Regions from separate parts of the Homo sapiens genome. Here region 2 is linked to region 1. A link is an interaction called in ENCODE POLR2A ChIA-PET data of the cell type or tissue named here. Cell type or tissue: GM12878. All regions are shown on one strand. Links, peaks and the distances in the headings refer to the core of each region. The heading gives the core; the rest is flanking DNA.

What was found. Peaks named below come from ENCODE experiments on the same cell type or tissue, not always from the same donor. Only the 100,000 strongest peaks of a DNase experiment are listed, where the experiment ranks them.
Region 2: POLR2A ChIA-PET joins it to region 1 with 5 read pairs; 2 of 35 experiments call an interaction of 5 or more read pairs at or near these places.

What each region holds. Positions count from the first base shown.
Region 1 is chr17:1,577,386-1,580,293 of GRCh38, reverse strand. It overlaps SLC43A2 (solute carrier family 43 member 2), which reads left to right. Exons shown (of 14, transcript NM_152346.3): 12 at 1,971-2,044. Among named protein-coding and RNA genes, the nearest start is that of PITPNA, 16 kb to the right of the region's middle. RefSeq lists enhancers at 1,531-2,341, 2,342-2,908. In GM12878, for the core only: no CTCF peak of the experiment used is centred there; no DNase peak of the experiment used is centred there; H3K27ac peaks cover 507 bases.
Region 2 is chr17:1,383,737-1,386,644 of GRCh38, reverse strand. The region is part of intron 1 of YWHAE (tyrosine 3-monooxygenase/tryptophan 5-monooxygenase activation protein epsilon); the gene reads left to right. Among named protein-coding and RNA genes, the nearest start is that of YWHAE, 15 kb to the left of the region's middle. In GM12878, for the core only: no CTCF peak of the experiment used is centred there; no DNase peak of the experiment used is centred there.

The DNA.
Region 1 (2,908 bases), core at 181-2,680:
CCATGTGTTGCCACTGACTGTGGAACTGGAGAGTCACAGTGACACGTGGTATTTCTACAGTAGATGTGAAAAGCCTGGCCGGGCACGGTGGCTCACGCCTGTAATCCCAGCACTTTGGGAGGCCAACGCGGGTGGATCACCTGAGGTCAGGAGTTCGAGACCAGCCTAGTGAAACCCCGTCTCTACAAAAAATACAAAAATTAGCCGGGCTTGGTGGCATGCACCTGTAATCCCAGCTACTAGGGAGGCTGAGGCAGGAGAATTGCTTGAATCCAGGAGGCGGAGCTTGCAGTGAGCCGTGCCACTGCATTCCAGCCTGGGCTACACAGCAAGACTCTGTCTCCAAAAAAAAAAAAAGGAAAGCCTGATGCGTGCACAGGCTCTAGTGAACCAAGTAAAATAATTAGGAAGGGATGAGGTTTTCCATGGTTTTGTTCGTTCATTTTGTTTTTTTTTGAGACAGGGTCTCACTCCCATCAGCCAGGCTCGAGTGCAGTGGTGGGATCTTGGCTCACTGCAGCCTTGACTTCCCGAGCTCAGGTGATCCTCCCACCTCAGCCTCCTGAGTAGCTGGGACTACGGGCACGTACCACCAAGCCCAGTTAATTTTTATATTTTTTTGCAGAGATGGGGTCTTGACATGTTGCCCAGGCTGGTCTGGAACTCCTGGGCTCAAGTGATCCTCCCAGGCCTCCCAGAGTGTGGGGATTACAGGTGTGAGCCACTGCACCAGGCCAGGAAGTGATGAGTTTTCAGAGTTTTGAGTATTCATTACCTTTACTTTAATATAATTTATTTATTTAGTCATAAATTTATGTAATTTTTTTTTTTTTGAGACAGAGTCTAGCTCTGTCACCCAGGCTGGAGTGCAGTGGTGCTATCTCGGCTCACCGCAACCTCCGCCTCCCCGGTTCAAGCGATTCTCCTGCCTCACCCTCCTGAGTAGCTGGGAATACAGGCGCCCGCCACCACACCCGGCTAATTTTTGTATTTTTAGTAAAGATGGGGTTTCACTGTGTTGGCCAGGCTGATCTCAAACTCCTGACCTCATATGATCCACCCACCTCAGCCTCCCAAAGTGCTGGGACTACAGGTGTGAGCCACCATTCTCGGCTTATAATTTAATTATTATTATTATTATTATTTTTTTTTTTTGAGACAGAGTCTCACTTTGTCACCAGGCTGGAGTGCAATGCCGTGATCTCAGCTCACTGCAACCTCCACCTCTTGGTTCAAGCGATTCTCCTGCCTCAACTTCCCAAGCAGCTGAGATTACAGGTGCCCACCACCACGCCCAGCTAATTTTTTGTATTTTTAGTAAAGACAGGGTTTCGCCATGTTGGCCAGGCTGGTTTCGAACTCCTGACCTCAGGTGATCCACCTCCTCGGCCTCCCAAAGCACTGGGATTACGGGCGTGAGCCACCTTGCCCAGCCTATAATTTAATTTTTAATAATGACTCGGTTAGGCTGGGCGCAGTGGCTCATGCCTGTAATCCCATCATTTTGGGAGGCTGAGGCGGGTGGATCACAACGTCATGAGTTTGAGACCAGCCGGGCCAACATGGTGAAACCCCATCTCTGCTTAAAAAATACAAAAATTAGCCGGGCATGGTGGCGTGGGCCTGTAATCCTAGCTACTCCGAAGGCTGAGGCAGGAGAATTGCTTGAATCCAGGAGGCGAAGCTTGCAGTGAGCCAAGATCACGCCACTGCACTCCAGCCTGGGCGACAAAGCAAGACTTCTTCTCAAACAAAACAAAAAACAAAACAAACAAACAAACAAAAAATGACTGTGTTAACGACTGGCTTGCAAAATTTCTGAAAATTCACAATTGGCTCCGGAGGATGGGGTTGATCCAACTCCAGGCTGACACTGCCCCTGGGGTGAGGGCCCCCAGGAATTGGAGGGCGGGGGCTGAGGGGACGGTCCCTTAAGGCCTTATGCCCACAGTCGCCTTTTCCTCCCCCAGATCCTCTCCTTCATCCTGCACACAATCGTGCGAGGATTCATCCACTCCGCTGTCGGGGGCCTGTACGCTGCCGTGTAAGTCCTGGAAGCCGCAGGTGGCCTGGTGGGCGAGGGTGTGGGAATGGCCGGGGGGAGGTTGCTGGTGGGACTGAGACTCTGAGGCAGGGTCAGCCTGTCCCAGAAGGGCTCATCTTCCTGCTTCAGGGGACAGGTACCAGGGTTTCTGCTGGGTGTTTCAGGGAAAGGCCATACCTCGTGGGAAGCAGGTCAGTGGGCAGACAGTTGGGTGCTCACAAGCCTTGGCATTCAACACGAAGTCAGTTCCCCCAGCCAGGGTCAGGCACCTGTGCAGCTCATTATGGCCTCAGGGGCCACTACAGCCGAGTCCTGGGGCTGGCCCTGGCTGCTCACTGGGAAGGATGGGTAGGTTCTGGCTGCCTGAAGCTAAATGCGGAAGTTCCAGTTGCCCTCATCACGGGCAGCAACATGGGTGACTGAGTCCAGAATACACCAGACGGGCCCATCCAGAGCCTCAGTGCGCCCAGCTCTGGCCATAGCTTTCTCCAGCCCTGGCTAAAATGAAACCTGTATCTTTTTCCAAGAAGCCCCAGAAACATAAAAGGAACCACAGTGGTTCCTTCTTCTCTGGCTCAGGCCTTGACCCAAAAACTGAAACTCAAACATCATCATCCACAGTCTCTGATGTGGGACCAGCTCATGTGTTGCTGGGATTCCTTTCCCACCTCTGGGCCAGCAGAGCCTGACATGTGCTAAGATTTAGCCCGGAACTCTCTCCCAATTCCCGCAACAGCCCCTGGGGTAATCCCAGCTCCGCTTGCCCTCCGCCTGCCCCTCCCCAGGCCTGGAGGAAGCTGTGGCTGTCCTGGCAGGGTCTGAGGGAGGGGGGCGGGATCTGTGGTGCTGAGTTTCCGCGATTAC
Region 2 (2,908 bases), core at 174-2,673, 190 kb after region 1:
GAGAGGTACCTCTGTATAGGCTGGTATATGAAGAGTAAAAGTTGTCCTTGAGTGTCAAGATTATTGTCTTTTGAAAAGCCTTAATCAAAGTATTAAAGTACTAAAAAACAAGTTCCCAAACTCATTTGACAAATACTTACTGAATGCCGACTATGTACCAGGCACTGTTCTAGACACTTTAGACACTTGGGATTCATCAGTGAACAAAATAGACAAAAGATCTTTTCAAGGACTTTATATTCTAGTGAATGTATGATTGCTTTCGGAGTTACTCTGTTCCTATGTGTAATTAAGAGTTAGTTTAAATTAATTAGCACCAATGGTGTCTGGTATATGCAGGGTACTGTATCAGTTGCTGGGTGTCCCATGTTAAAGACTGTAGAAAGCTCAGTGTTTCTTCACTGACTACTGGTGTAAAATGGTACTAACAAATTGAAAAACCTCTTTAAAGTGTTTCATTGTGATGAAACCCTGTAATAATAATATCATCTACTGTTTATTGGCTATTTCTTTCACTTGTTATCCAAACAGCCATGCAAAGTACTACCCATTTTACAGATAAGGATCCAGTACTTGAGGAAAAGTGACAACACATTTGAAATGTCACTGGTATTCTGCCAAGGCTGGTGCCCTGCAAAGCTGGTACTCCTTCCACTTCGGAAGGAGTTTCTTGTGTGTAAACGTCAGTCCAGACTGCTTGAGGCTTTCTTTTCTTTTTTTCCCCCTTTTTTGTGGAGACTGGGGGTCTCTGTGTTGCCCAGGCTGGTCTTTCAGCTGGGCTCAAGAAGTCCTCCTGCCTTGGCCTCCTAAAGTGCTGGGATTATAGCAGTCTTTTGGCTCAGCTTCTCTCTGAATAGTGTTGTCTTTAATGTATGAAGAAGACAGAATGGAATGTAGGCTGAGTATATTTTGCAGGTAACAGGTAATGGAACTAGTATTGGGATAGGAGCCATTAAATTCAGGAGCAGGCCACCTGCATCCTCCGTCTTCCTTCCTTCCCTCCTCCCCCACCCTCTGAAAAACCTACTTTGTTTTTAACTCTTTGATACATGCAGGGGTCCCCAGTGCCCAGGCCATGCACCCATACTGGTCTGTGGAAAAATTGTCTTCCACGAAACTGGTCCCTGGTGCCACAAAGGTTGGGGACCACTGATATTTGGGACTAGAGCTTTATAAATGGCTGGATAAGAAGCTCTGGGAACTTAGTAAATTGCAGTATGGTGTACTTTTTCGTTGTGTACCTTTTCAGTAGATGACTTTTGAGGCATGTAGTTGGGAGGCCTGGGGGACTGATCACAGGGGACCTTGGTGTTTTCCTCTAGACCAGTTGCTGGTAGATTTTCATCTTCTCAACAATGAATAACTGCACATCATTAACATGGTCTTAATGCCTTTATCTTATTGCTGCAGATTTTTTCTTAACCTTTAACTTTTCTGGTTTCAGAATGCTGCCAACATTTCTGTATTCATTTTATCTTTACTTTTTTTTTTTTTTTTTTTGAGACAGAGTCTTTCCCTGTCACCCAGGGTGGAGTGCAGTAGAGGGTGAGCTTCAGCCAAGGAGTGTTATGGTCATGCCTGTGAATAGCCACTGCAAGGCAGCCAGGGCAACATAGGGAGACTCCTCTAAAAAGAAAAAACAAACCTGAAACTGATTTTAAAAAAAATTTCTTTGGGAGGCCAAGGCAGGCAGATCATCTGTGGTTGGGAGTTCAGGACCAGCCTGACCAACATGGAGAAACCCGTCTCTACTAAAAATACAAAAAAAAATTAGCCAGGCTTCGTGGCGCATGCCTCTAATCCCAGCTACTCCCAGGAGGCGGAGGCAGGAGAATCTCTTGAACCCGGGAGGCGGAGGTTGCAGTGAGCCGAGATAGCGCCATTGCACTCCAGCCTGAGCAACAAGAGAAAAACTCTGGGCTGGGCGCAGTGGCTCACTCCTTTAATCCCAGCACTTTGGGAGGCTGAAGCGGATGGATCATAATGTCAGGAGTTCAAGACCAGCCTGGTGAAACCCTCAAAATACAAAATACACTCCATTATCCTGCCTCAGCCTCCTGAGTAGCTGGGAGTACAGGTGCCTGCCACCATGCCTGGCTAATTTTTTTTGTATTTTTAGTAGAGACAGGGTTTCACCGTGTTAGCCAGGATGGTCTTGATCTCCTGACGTTGTGATCTGCCCGCCTTGGCCTCCCAAAGTGCTGGGATTACAGGCGTGAGCCACCGCGCCCGGTCGAGCATAAATCTTTTTACATGTGTACTCTTAATGTTTTGAGATGTGGTCTCACTCTTGCCCAAGCTGGTGTGCAGTAGCAGACACACCTCACTGCAGCCCTCACCTCCTGGGCTCAAGCAATCCTCCCACCTCTGCGTCCTGGGTAGCTGGGACTACAGGTGTGCCCACCATGCCTGGCTAATTTATTTTTTATTTTTATTTTTTTGAGACAGGGTCTTGCTCTTTCTCCCATGCTGGAGAGCAGTGGCTGGATCTTGGCTCACTGCAGCTTTCGCCTCCTGGGTTCAAGCAGTTCTCTGCCTCATCTTCCCGAGTGGCTGGGATTACAGGCACCTGCTTAACGCGTGGCTAATTGTTTTGTATTTTTAGTAGAAATGGGGTTTCACCATGTTGGCCAGGTTGGTCTTGAACTCTTGACCTTGTGATCCACGTGCCTCGGCCTCCCAAAGTGCTTGAATTACAGGCGTGAGCCACTGTGCCCAGCCCTCTTCGGCTAATTTTTTAAATGTGTGAAGAGATGGGGTCTTGCCATATTGCCCAGGCCGGTCTTGAACTCTTGGGCTCAGGAAATCTTCCCACCTCAGCCTCCCAAAGTGCGGAGATTGCGGGAATACTCTATTTTCTGAAAAGGTTTATTAACTGTTTATAATACTAGCAACTTACGATTGTGCA